2 separate regions of the Homo sapiens genome follow, and region 2 is linked to region 1. Evidence: chromatin contacts called from ENCODE Hi-C or POLR2A ChIA-PET data. All regions are on one chromosome and are shown on one strand. Each heading gives the region's core, a stretch centred on a gene start or an enhancer-like site at or near the end of the contact. The rest is flanking DNA. Distances are from core to core; before and after follow the strand shown. Region 1 holds the start of LRIG2 (leucine rich repeats and immunoglobulin like domains 2). Region 2 overlaps RSBN1 (round spermatid basic protein 1).

Evidence for each region. A loop is a pair of places that touch in the nucleus more often than their neighbours do. ChIA-PET counts read pairs that join two places held with the same protein, here RNA polymerase II (POLR2A). Pooled maps may share reads with other maps.
Region 2: a pooled map shows a loop between it and region 1 (3-fold over the local background). The contact joins the enhancer-like site here to the promoter of LRIG2 in region 1. A Hi-C loop is called at or near these places in 7 of 50 pooled maps. POLR2A ChIA-PET finds 5 or more read pairs at or near these places in 3 of 52 experiments (H1, WTC11 and activated CD4-positive, alpha-beta T cell).

Annotation. Positions count from the first base shown.
Region 1 is chr1:113,069,748-113,076,232 of GRCh38, forward strand. It overlaps LRIG2 (leucine rich repeats and immunoglobulin like domains 2), which reads left to right and starts at 3,451. Exons shown (of 18, transcript NM_014813.3): 1 at 3,451-3,898. The coding sequence starts at 3,660. It overlaps LRIG2-DT (LRIG2 divergent transcript), which reads right to left and starts at 3,355. Exons shown (of 3, transcript NR_103777.1): 1 at 3,192-3,355. RefSeq lists enhancers at 2,922-3,171, 3,230-3,763, 3,422-3,731, 3,764-4,295, 3,912-3,971 and 1 more.
Region 2 is chr1:113,781,211-113,787,695 of GRCh38, forward strand. The region is part of intron 2 of RSBN1 (round spermatid basic protein 1); the gene reads right to left. Among named protein-coding and RNA genes, the nearest start is that of PHTF1, 25 kb to the left of the region's middle. Within about 2 kb of position 2,426, at least 11 of the 41 ENCODE cell types and tissues checked have a DNase peak (open chromatin) inside an H3K27ac peak, as active enhancers do.

The DNA of each region.
Region 1 (6,485 bases), core at 2,201-4,700:
CCCTCCGCCCAGCCAGCCGCCCCGTCTGGGAGGTGAGGGGCGCCTCTGCCCAGCCGCCCCTACTGGGAAGTGAGGAGCCCCTCTGCCCGGCCAGCCGCCCCGTCCGGGAGGGAGGTGGGGGGGGTCAGCCCCCCGCCCGGCCAGCCGCCATGTCCGGGAGGGAGGTGGGGGGGTCAGCCCTCCGCCCGGCCAGCCGCCCCGTCTGGGAGGTGAGGGGCGCCTCTGCCCGGCCGCCCCTACTGGGAAGTGAGGAGCCCCTCTGCCCGGCCAGCCGCCCCGTCCGGGAGGGAGGTGGGGGGGTCGGCCCCCCGCCCGGCCAGCCGCCCCGTCCGGGAGGGAGGTGGGGGGGTCGGCCCCCCGCCCGGCCAGCCGCCCCGTCCGGGAGGGAGGTGGGGGGGGTCAGCCCCCCCGCCCAGCCAGCCGCCCTGTCCGGGAGGTGAGGGGCGCCTCTGCCCGGCCGCCCCTACTGGGAAGTGAGGAGCCCCTCTGCCCGGCCAGCCGCCCCGTCCGGGAGGGAGGTGGGGGGGTCGGCCCCCCGCCCGGCCAGCCGCCCCGTCCGGGAGGGAGGTGGGGGGGGTCGGCCCCCCTGCCCGGCCAGCCGCCCCGTCCGGGAGGTGAGGGGCGCCTCTGCCCGGCCAGCCGCCCCGTCCGGGAGGGAGGTGGGGGGGTCAGCCCCCCGCCCGGCCAGCCGCCCCGTCCGGGAGGGAGGTTGGGGGGTCAGCCCCCCGCCCGGCCAGCCGCCCCGTCCGGGAGGGAGGTGGGGGGGGTCAGCCCCCCTGCCCGGCCAGCCGCCCCGTCCGGGAGGTGAGGGGCGCCTCTGCCCGGCCGCCCCTACTGGGAAGTGAGGAGCCCCTCTGCCCGGCCACCACCCCGTCTGGGAGGTGTGCCCAACAGCTCATTGAGAACGGGCCAGGATGACAATGGCGGCTTTGTGGAATAGAAAGGCGGGAAAGGTGGGGAAAAGATTGAGAAATCGGATGGTTGCCGTGTCTGTGTAGAAAGAAGTAGACATGGGAGACTTTTCATTTTGTTCTGCACTAAGAAAAATTCCTCTGCCTTGGGATCCTGTTGATCTGTGACCTTACCCCCAACCCTGTGCTCTCTGAAACATGTGCTGTGTCCACTCAGGGTTAAATGGATTAAGGGCGGTGCAAGATGTGCTTTGTTAAACAGATGCTTGAAGGCAGCATGCTCGTTAAGAGTCATCACCACTCCCTAATCTCAAGTACCCAGGGACACAAACACTGCGGAAGGCCGCAGGGTCCTCTGCCTAGGAAAACCAGAGACCTTTGTTCACTTGTTTATCTGCTGACCTTCCCTCCACTATTGTCCCATGACCCTGCCAAATCCCCCTCTGTGAGAAACACCCAAGAATTATCAATAAAAAAATAAATTAAAAAAAAAAAAAAAAAACACATATTTGCGGCTGGGTGTGGTGGCTCATGCTTGAAATCCCAGCACTCTGGGAGGCCGAGGCGGGCGGATCACCTAAGGTTGGGAGTTCGAGACCAGCCTGACCAACATGGAGAAACCCCATCTCTACTAAAACTACAAAATTAGCTGGGCGTGGTGGCGCATGACTGTAATCCCAGCTACTCAGGAGGCTGAGGCAGGAGAATCGCTTGAATCCAGGAGGCGGAGGTTGCGGTGAGCCGAGATTGTGCCATTGCACTCCAGCCTGGGCAACAATAATGAAATTTTGTCTCAAAAAAAAAACAAAAAAAACAAAAAAAACAAAAAAAACGTGTATTTGTGGCCAGTCACAGTGGCTCATGCCTGTAATCCCAGCACTTTGAGAGCCCGAGGTGGGTGGATCACCTGAGGTCAGGAGTTCGAGACCAGCCTGGCCAAAAAGGCAAAACCCCGTCTCTACTAAAAATACAAAAATTAGCCGGGCATGGTGGTGCACACCTGTAGTCCCAGCTACTAGGCAGGCTGAGGCAGGAGAATCGCTTGAATACGGCAGGCAGAGATTGCAGTGAGCCACTTACTGCGGAGGATACAGGTTAGAGAGCATTAATTTCTAATGGCCCCATTTGGTATAGTTTCATAGGAAAGCTCTGAAACTATAATGTAGAAAGGAACTAAACTGCCTCCTTTTTTTTTTTGTAAGGTTCCTGCCTATGCCGGATTTCTTACCAGAGTTTGTTAAGTCTGCTCAACAGCTAAGGGAAGAAGGCTAAGAGTAAGTTTCATTCCGCTGTCTTGGCTTTAAAAGTTTGGTTTGGACTGTAGCATTGGATATGGCCTTGTTTCCAATATATACTTCAATATTAAAAAAAAAAAACAGAAAAAGGTTTTTAAAAACATAATTATGACTCCATAATCTGCCATGGGAAAGATTGCTTTCAGTTACTTTCTATGAGAACCCTAACCTAGGCATTATCATTCTTTTTAACCTGCTCAGATTTTCAATTTATGTCAGAAAACCCATGTTAATGTCGAACCTGCCCCTGCCTCAAGAGTAACTTGGTTTAACCTCTTGGGGCTTGTTGCATCATCAGCAATAATTGTCTTGCCAATGTCACAGTCACTGAAGGAGCAAACAAGATAACAGATGCAAACGCCCTTTGAAAAGTTCACTACGTATAAGTGAACCATCACTATTATTCTCAAAGTCTTATTTACAACCTTGGATGGCTGAATGAGCATAAGATGGCCAGACTTCACTGTTCCTAGTAAGTTTTCCATAGCCTCTGCTTTAGGAGAAATAAATTTCCTCACATCCAGTCTTTGCTTTGTTGACTGCTCAACACCCTCTTGTCTCGCTTGCTTTTCTGAGAGTGACCTTGACAGCATCCCTCCAAAGAGAAGGGTATTTCCTTTATATAGACATGCAGGTGCAGTCCCACCAAAATTTATTGAACTCCAAGCTAGAACAAAAGGTGGAGGTGCACCGATGAAGAAACAGGGCCTCTGCCTTCAGGAGCTTACAAGGCCATTAACAGAGAGTGATATTGATCTTATGCAAATGGCAGTTGCCGCCTACTTGCAGAAGAGCAGGGGCTACAGCCAAGCAGCAGGGGGCAGAAGAGGCTCGAGCTCGGCTCTGGAGGCCGATCTGGCCAAAGCCAGGATAGAAGCTCCCGTGACCCATTCGTGTGTGCGACTTGGAAGGCAGCCCTTCTGCCACTCCCCTTTCTTAAAGCCCAGAGCAAATAAAAGATCCTTTTCTACTACAGTAGATATACCTGTAGTCAGGACTTTGAACTCACAGCTATTCGCCGCACCATTCCCTCTTAAGGAACTACTGCGCCCTCCAGCGGAAGAACAGCGGCGGAACTCCACAGCGGCAGCTAAAATCCCTGAACGCTTTAAAGTCCTTCTCCTCAAGATACTCGGCTGCGTCTGGCCCCGCCCCTCACTGAGTTCCGCCCCGGGCGCAACCTCATCTTATGGCACCGATTGGCTGGCCCCTGTGCGTGAGGACGTTGCGCCGTGGGGAGGGGCGGACGAGAGGTGTCCGTCAGGCCGTGTGTCCCAGGCCGTCGACCCCGCTGTCGCGCTGCGTCTGCTCCTTGCATGCCTTTAGATGGTACAGCCTTCAGCCGGGGCTTCGGGAGACAGTGCAGCCACCGAGCATCTCTGCTGAGCTTCTCCGCCGATCCTCCTTTTCTAGCAGGCAGCTCTTCTAGGCCACGTCCAGGTCGAGGGGGAAAATGGCGCCGGCGCCCCTAGGCGTCCCGGAGGAGCAGTTGCTGGGGTGTCGATCTAGAGTGCTTTCTCGGTTACTCTTCATTGCCCAGACCGCTCTCCTCCTGTTGCCCGCCGCCGGAGCAGGTCTCTGCCCCGCGCCCTGCTCCTGCCGCATTCCTCTCCTGGACTGCAGTCGCAGGAAATTGCCCGCACCGAGCTGGAGGGCGCTGTCGGGCTTGCTGCCCCCCGACACCGCTATCCTGTGAGTAGAGCGGCCAGGCAGAGTGACCAAAAGGAGGGGGAGCCTTCCCTCTACAGGGGGCAGGCAGGAGGGAGACAGGCCTGGTCGGAGGGTGTGGTCGAGAGCCTAAGCTCTGAAGGAAACTGCCGTCAGGATTTTATGAACTTTGTTTTAGGTGGTGGGAGCCTAAAAAAGCCGGTGTTAAGGTTTCTGGAGAATTGTATGAAGACGAGGGTTAAGATTCTTGGGGCCAAGGAGTCTGTGATTTCCTCAACTGGGGAGGAAATGGGGCGGGCATATTTAATGGTAAGGACTCACGGGTCCTGGGCACCAGCATTGACTTTGGATGGTTGGTGGGGCGGGGGGTGGGTTGAGCACGGAACAGTGCTTTCTGCTTATCTTGAGCTGCATGATTTGGTGTGTACCTCAGACTTAGTGGTCCTCAGGCACGTGATTTTATAATCACAATCGCCAAAGACCTATGAACTGTCTTTAGTCCTTAGTTCGCATGTTGGCTGATTTTGTGCTGCAGTTTTGATACTTAACAGGGTTGAAAAGTTCATTATGATGAATCAGGAGATCCTGTAATTCAGAATATCTTTGTAAGTAGCATTCTTGATCTAATTTAAACTTCACTGTAAAGAGGAGGAGTATTTTTTGCAGAACCATTTGATGCTTTGTTTTCAGCGCATCTTCTTGTGGCAAAGAACCCAAAAATCAGTTCTGCTTATTTATGTAGGTAAAGCAGGTACAACGGTTGAATGAATTCTGGAGTTTCCACTGTTGAGTTTTCACTTTGACAGGTCTTTATTAGACAGTGGAACTTGGAGGGCTCCTTAGTCTGAGTCAGCCTGGTGGTATTAGGAACAACAGCAGGTATTAAATGCTGCAATTATGGGGCTTCTTAACCACTAACATACAGTTATTTCTCGTCACTAACTGAGCAGCACGTTTATTAACTGACAGATTTCTGATGGAGTCGTTAAGAAAGAGTCATCAATGGGCCAGGCGCGGTGGCTCACGCCTGTAATCCCAGCACTTTGGGAGGCCGAGGCGGGCCGATCACGAGGTCAAGAGATCGAGACCATCCTGGCCAACATGGTGAAACCCCGTCTCTACTAAAAATACAAAAAAATTAGCTGGGTGTGGTGGTGTGCGCCTGTAGTCCCAGCTACTCGGGAGGCTGAGGCAGGAGAATCGCTTGAACCCGGGAGGTGGAGGTTGCAGTGAGCTGAGATCACGCCACTGCACTCCAGCCTGAAAACAGAGCGAGACTCCGTCTGGGGGGAGGGAGGGTCGGGGAGGAAGAGGGGCCGGGTGCGGTGGCTCACGCTTGTAATCCCAGCACTCTGGGAGGCTGAGGCGGGCTGATCACCTAAGGTTGGGAGTTCGAGACCAACCTGACCAACATGGAGAAACCCCATCTCTACTAAAAATGCAAAGTTAGCTGGGTGTGGTGGCGCGTGCCTGTAATACTAGCTACACCCTGAGGCAGGAGAATCACTTGAACCCGGGAGGGCGAGGTTGGAGTGAGCCGAGATCGTGCCATTGCACTCCAGCCTGGGCAACAAGAGTGAAACTCTGTCTCAAAAAAAAAAAGAGTCATCACTAAAAAAATAGGTTGAAGTGCAATTAAAATATGAGAGGCTGCTTGGATTTTTATTGGAAATAGAATACAAATAAGAGGTGTTGCGGAGTTTAAGAAGTATTTATATATTTGCAAATAGGTTAGCACAGATAGGAAAGAAAGCTACCTCATGTAGTCATTGAAAAAATTAACATAAATAATCAAATCTTTTAGTAAACATAGAACTGCAGTGTAGTAAGATGCTTTCTCTTTCATGGTAGTGACACCTGTAGTCACTTCTGGTTTTATTGACCCAAATTTAAAAACTCCTATCAGTGTGCAGTGTAGTGTCAGTTAAACCTAGCACAGCCTCTTTGTTATGCAGCAAGTGCCTTTTTCTAAGACATTCTTGGAAGAGCTACCTGATTATAACAATAAGTCTGGCACAGATTTGACAAAACAGCTTCATTTAGCTGTAATTGGAATGAATGTGGCCTATACTTTTTTTTTTTTTTTTTTTTGAGATGGAGTCGCGCTCTTGTTGCCCAGGCTGGAGTGCAATGGTGTGACCTCGGCTCCCTGCAACCTCTGCTTCCCAGGTTCAAGCGATTCTCCTGCCTCAGCCTCCCAAGTAGCTGGGATTACAGGCGTGCGCTACCATGCCTGGCTAATTTTTCATATTTTTAGTAGAGGTGGGGTTTCACCATGTTGGCCAGTCTGGTCTTAAACTCCTGATGTCAGGTGATCCACCCACCTCAGCCTCCCAAAGTGCTGGGGTTACAAGCATGAGCCACCAAGCCCGGCCTGGCCTACTTTTTTTTTTTTTTTATTTAAGAGAGAGTCTTGCTCTGTCACCCAGGCTGGAGTGCAGTGGCACGATCTCGGCTCAGTGCAGCCTCTGCCTCCTGGGTTCCAGTGATTCTCCTGCCTCAGACTCCCAGGTAGCTGGGATTACAGACTTGAGCCAGTATGCCCACCTAATTTTTGTATTTTCAGTAGAGACGGGGTTTCACCATGTTGGCCAGGCTGGTCTTGAACTCC
Region 2 (6,485 bases), core at 1,176-3,675, 710 kb after region 1:
ACCAAGATATATATACCTTTTTCACATAAGAATCCTACTTCTGTAATACTAGTCTGTAGTACCTGTCTCTATTGCCTCACCTCACCTTTTATTCACATCTCATATCATTGCAATCAGGCTTCTGCCCATACCACTCCCCTGAAACAAATCACTGATGACCTCTTCACAACCAAATTCAAGGAATGCTTTGCAATCACCTGCTTTCTTGATTTCCCTTTCCAGGCTTCCTCCTCTCCAAAACGTGGTTGTTGCAGAGTTGGCCCAGTTTTCATTCCACATATTATCTGTGGGTGGTTTCAATTATACTACAGATTTAACTACCACCTGTACCCTACTACATTCCATATCTACATCTCTAACTTAAAACTCTGCCTCAGATTCAGATCTTAACATACAAATGCCTCCTGGGCAGCCCACAGACACCCTCAAATTTAATACCTACAAAACAGAGCTCGTTTTTTTGTAAGGTTCCCTTCCCCTCCCAAACCTTCTTTTTCTCCTTCTGTATGTACTTCGCCGGTTAATAATATTCATTTTCTCAGGTCCTAAATCAGGAATTGATAAATCCCTCTTCCTCATCACTTAAATCAAAATCTATCCTTCTAACTAAATCTGCAGTACCACTGCCTTAATTCAGGAAATTATCATTTCTCACCTAATTGTAAAACCTCTTAACCAGTATCCTTGCTTCAGGATTCCTATCCCCAAGAGCCATCCTACATACTGCTACAAATAATCTAGGAAAAAACATCTTATCATTCAACCTTCCCATTTTAAATCCTTTAGTAGCTCCATATTACCTGTAGCATCAAACTAGAAAATCCTTTTTAAGGAAGACAAAGCCCCTCCTGATCTATTATTCCAAGGGAATAACAGACCAAGATTTGCCACATTCTCCACATTTGCCACATTCTAAATATACATTTCGCAAATTCTAAATAATTTCTGCTGCCTCCACAAGTTTTCACATGTTATTGTCCACCTTTACAACTCCTATATTTCCTTGATGGTATAAAATGACTCAAAATAAGGTTTCAAGCTCAAAGAACGAAAGTACATAACATTTACAGATTTTAGGTAAGTTAGATTTGGAGTTATAACTAGATCAAAAAAGGTAAGGAATAGATGCATAGATTTGGAAATTGTCTATAACATATAATTTTTTAAGTGACTAAGACTTGAGAGAAAGAATAGAAAGAGACAGAACCAAGAACTGCACTTAAAGGAAAACAGATATTTGACAGACAGGAGGAAGAGTTAGCTAAAGAAATTGTGAAAGGATGAGTTAAGAAGTAATGCAATTAAAATGATGTAAGAATAACGTTTCAAAAATGGTCAAGGACAACTATTTTTTAAGAAAAACAAACTGGCTGTTATGAATAGTGCTGCAATAAACATGGAAATGCAGATCTTCAACATACTGATTAAATTTCCTTGAGTTGGACATATACCAAGAAGTGGAATTGCTTGGTCATGTGGTCGTTCTATTTTTAATTTTTTAAGGAACATCCACACTGTTGACCATAATGTCTGTACTAATTTAGATTGACATTAACTGTATAAAAGTTCTCCTTTTTCCATATCCTCACCAGCATTTATTTTTTGTCTTTTTGTTAACAGCCAGAACTGGGGTGAGGTGATATCTAATTGTAGTTCTGACTTCCATTTCCCTGATGATGAATTATGTTGAACATTTTTTCATATACCTGTTGTATGTCTTCAAATTTCAGAATGTCTATTTAGGTCTTTTGCCCACTTTTAAATCAGATTATTTCGTTGTTGTTGTTATTGGGTTGTTTGAATTATTTACATAAATTTTAGGCCACAGGGCAGAAAATACTATCTGGTCCTTAATAGAAAAAGTTTGCCAACCCCCAATTTAAACCACTCACAAAAGAAATCAAGCAATATGTTTGAATACAAACTTTGTGAAAGAGAACAATCTGTATTATTCAATATTATATATCTGTAATACAAAGTGCCTGGTATGTAGTCATAAATATTTGTTGAATTTCTGTATGTTAAGGCTAGAAATGAAGTAATCAACCACAAACTCTGGCAAAAAGAAAAAAAAGGGGTGGAGGGGGAGAAGAAGAACTGCTGATTACCAGTCTATCACTTGCATTTAAAAATTTAATAAATGCAAATGTTTGTGATACATTTAAATAATTAACAGCATAACAATGAACAGCAGTTATGACCACAAATTCAACATGCACCAACTTTCAACCTGAAAAGGCTGACAAGAAAAAAAAAAAGAGAGAAAAAAATAGATAAAACAAAAAAACATTCACCAACTGTAGGAAACTAATGCCAAACAAGCAAAGTATTCCTTCTTTTTAGTAAGAAAATTTCCTGGGCATATGGCCAATAAGCTAGGCTCCCTGACAGCTAAATGCGGCCTGTGCCTAAGTTTGGGCCAATGAGACAGTCACATAAGTTACATATGCAATCTTCAGGGCATACCTTTATAAGGAAGTGGCTTGCCCTCCACTTCCTTTTTCTCTTTTGAGGGCTGCAACACAGAGTGGTAAAGAGCTAGTCTCAATCATGCACATGACAACACCAGTAGGAACGACAAAAATTAAAGACAGAAGGAAACTAGCATCCTGGATGACAACAAGGAACAGAGTTGCTTACCTCGGGACTGCTAAACAAGAGACAAACTTTTGTTCTAGCCACTGCACATTGGTCCTCATTGTTATGGTTTTTTAGCCTATACCTTGTATACTTTGTAATGAGGGAGGCAATATTCTGCATTGCACAGAGATATCATCTGGGGTGTGATCTCCCGATCTGGCCTAAAAAATATCTATAACTAGGGCACACCCAAAATAGAACATTTAAAGTGATTAGGGACTTGCAAACCATACAAAATGGAGGAAGAATGCAAGAAATCAAAAGTATTTCAAAAGTATTTAACTTGAAAAGATTAAAGGAGGGACACAACAGTCTTCAAATACTTGGAGGCCTGTAACATGAGTTACAGGAAAGCAGGTGTCATTCATTTACCACAAGTTTATTGTACAGTCATGTGTCACCTAATGACAGAAATACATTCTGAGAAATGTCATTAGGCAATTTGTGGTTGAGAACATCACAGCTTGTACTTACACAAATCTAAGTGGTATAGCCTACTACACACCTAGGCTATATGACATAGCCTATTGCTCCTAGGCTACAAAACTTACAGCATGTTATTGTACTGAATACTGTAGTCCAGTGGTCCCCAATCTTTTTGGCATGAGGGACTGGTTTTGTGGAAGACAATTTTTCCACGGAAAAGGGCAGGGGGTTGGCAGGCATGGTTCTGGATGAAACTGACCCACCTCAGATCATCAGGCATTAGTCATATTCTCATAAGAAGTGTGCAACCTAGATCCCTCGCATGCACAATTCACAACAGAGTTCACACTCCTATGAGAATCGAATGCTGCAGGTTATCTGACAGGAGGCGGAGCTCAAGCAGCAATGCTATTATAGCTTGCTGCAGCCAGGTTTTTAACAGGCCACAGACCAGTACTGGGGGACCAGTACAGTTGAGGACCCCTGCCGTAGATACCTGAAACACAATGGTAAGTTTTTATGTATCTAAACACATTTAACTTCCCATGCTTGCAGAATAGGGAGTTGTTATGGGTCAGTGAGTGAGTGGTGAGTGAATGTGAAGGCCTAGGACACTGCTGTACACTACTGTAGACTTTATAAACAGTGTACACTTAGGTTACACTGATTTTTAAAATTTTTCTTTCTTCAATAATAAATTAACTTTAGCTTACTGTAATTTTTATAAACTTTATGAGTTTTTTAATTCTTTGACTCTTGTAATAACACATAGTTTAAAACACATTGTACAGCTATACAAAAATACTTTCTTTACGTCCTTATTCTGTAAGGTATTTTCTACTTAAAAACTTTTTTTTTTACTTTTTTTAAACCTTTTTTGTTAAAAACAAAGATACAAATGCACACATTGGCCTATGCCTACAACAGGGTTGGAATGATTAATATCACTGTCTTTCATCTCCACATCTTGTCCTGCTGAAAAGTCTTCAGGGGCAATAACACTCACGGAGCTATCATCTGCTATGATAACAAAGCCTTCTTCTGTAATATCTCCTGAAAGATCTGTCTGAGGGTGTTTTACAGTTAACTTTTTTTTAATAAGTAGAAGTATGTTCTAAAATAATGATAAAAGGTATAGTAAATATAGTAAGTGATAGGAATTTTTCAGCTCCATTATAATCTTATGGAGTCAGCGTTACATATGCAGTCTGTCATTGACTGAAACGTCACTACATAGCACATAAACATATATTTTATGCCACTGTACTCAACACAGGTATAGCAAACCAGACCTATTCCTGGCCACTTGAAGCTTACAGTCTAGTAAGGAGAGGCAGACACTAATCTAAATAAACATTTAATTATAAACTTTGATCTTCAGAATGTAAGATGTATGACACTATGAAAAAGAACATGGGATCCTGATCCGGGGAATAAAGTATTCCTTGAAGTAACATTGAGCTCAAATCTGAAGAACAAGTTCAGAGGGAAACAAAATCTCTTAAGCATTGCCCTTTCCAAGATCTAAAAGAAAGCTAATGATAATAAACACAGAAAGCAAAAGAGAAAAATAAAGATGAGACTGGAAAAATCAGCTGTAGCTGGATTATGGAGAGCCTAGAAGATCACATCAAGGATTCTGGAAAGCCACTAAAGGATCTGAAAAGAAGGAAAGTTACCCAATTTGCCTTTGGTTTTTTGTTTGTTTAGTTTTCTCAGAGGGGCACAAAAAGTAAAGAGATCAGCTAGGAGTATTCTATAATATGCCAAATAAGAAATGTTAGGCTAAGCTAATAACTTGATTTTAAATAGGGACTTCTTTTTAAAAGAAAAACAAAGAGATCTGAAAATTATACAGGAGATAAAATTGTCAAGATGTGGACAAAGATTGGATATGATAGATAAGAGAAAGAAGTATGAAAGATGACTACCAGGTTCTGTACTTTGGAACCTGAAAGAGCAACTACTCTCTCTTCTGGAGGAGGATCAGGTTTCACTGTTTTGGACATGATGAGCCAGAAGTATGTGATAGGTTGAAAAACGGCTTCCAAAGAACCTAACCCCTAGAACCTAATCCCCAGAATCTGTGAATGTTACCTTATGGCAAAATGGACTCTGCAGATGTGAATAAATTAAGGATCCTGAGATGGGGAGAGTCTCCTGGATTATCCAGGTGGGCTTAAATGTAATAACACGTGTCTTTTAAAGACTGAGGCAAAGAGATATTTGAGAAGGCGATGTGATGATAGAAGCATAGCCTGGGGTAATATACTTTGAAGATGGAGGAAGGGGCCACAAGCTAGGAAATGTAAGACACAAGAAGCTAAAAAAGGCAAAAACTTGATTTTTTTCCCTCAGAGCCTTCAGAACTGTAAGAAACTAAATTTGCGTTGTTTTAAGCCATTGTTTGGGGGCCAGGTACTGTGGCACACACCTGTAATCCCAGCACTTTGGGAGGCCAAGGCAGGCGGATCACTTGAGTCCAGGAGTTCAAGACCAGCCTGGGCAACATGGTGAAACCCTATCTCTACTAAAAAAATACAAAAAATTAGCCGGGCGTGGTGGTGAGTGCCTGTAGTCTATTTCTAAATTTTCTATCTTGCTGAACAGAGCTCATAAACTAATTACACTGATTTAATAATTAAATCTTTAGAATATATTGGTACCAGGTAAGGCACTCCTCCATCGTTACTTTTTCTTTTCTGGCTGTTCTTGCCTACTTATTTTTGCATATAAACTTCAATATCTGCTTGGTTGTCTCAAAAAACAACTATTTCTATTTTATTGGGATGGTGTTCAATTTATAACTTAGGAGAAATTGTCATTCTGATATTGATTCTTCTTCCCCAGGAACACAGTAATATATGTTTCCATTTAAGTCCTCTTTTGTGTGATCATGTTTCAACACTAATAGGAAGAATCTGATAAAGATGAAAAGGTGAAGAGGACTGCTGTTTAAACATGGTAGACTGGATGTATGATTTTTTTCTATTCCTTGTCAAAATCCCACTCAAGTGAGAATAAAATATCAAGGCTAAAATCCCAGATAGTCAAAGAGAACAGAAGTAAAAACTACAGATACAAGCTATCAAAATGTTTTTGGAAGGTGAAAAATGTACAGGGAAATTTGCAAACTGAGAACTCTGGCTAACTTTTATAGAAGGCAAGAACAAAGCATGCAACTAAAAACAAAAAAGGTGGGTTTAAAATCTGCTTGAGTCAGTGAGACCCTTCCACTTACATTCTACCTTCCTATCCCATGCTCCTTTTTCCTCACCTTATTTGTGGTAAAAGTGAACTAAATGACTACAGACACAAGGATACAAGGCACAAGCAAGGGAGAGAACCATTACACTGGAAGCAGGGAATTAAGCAAAATCCCAGTTATTTAACAATGCAATCGCCTACCTCCTTCCAAG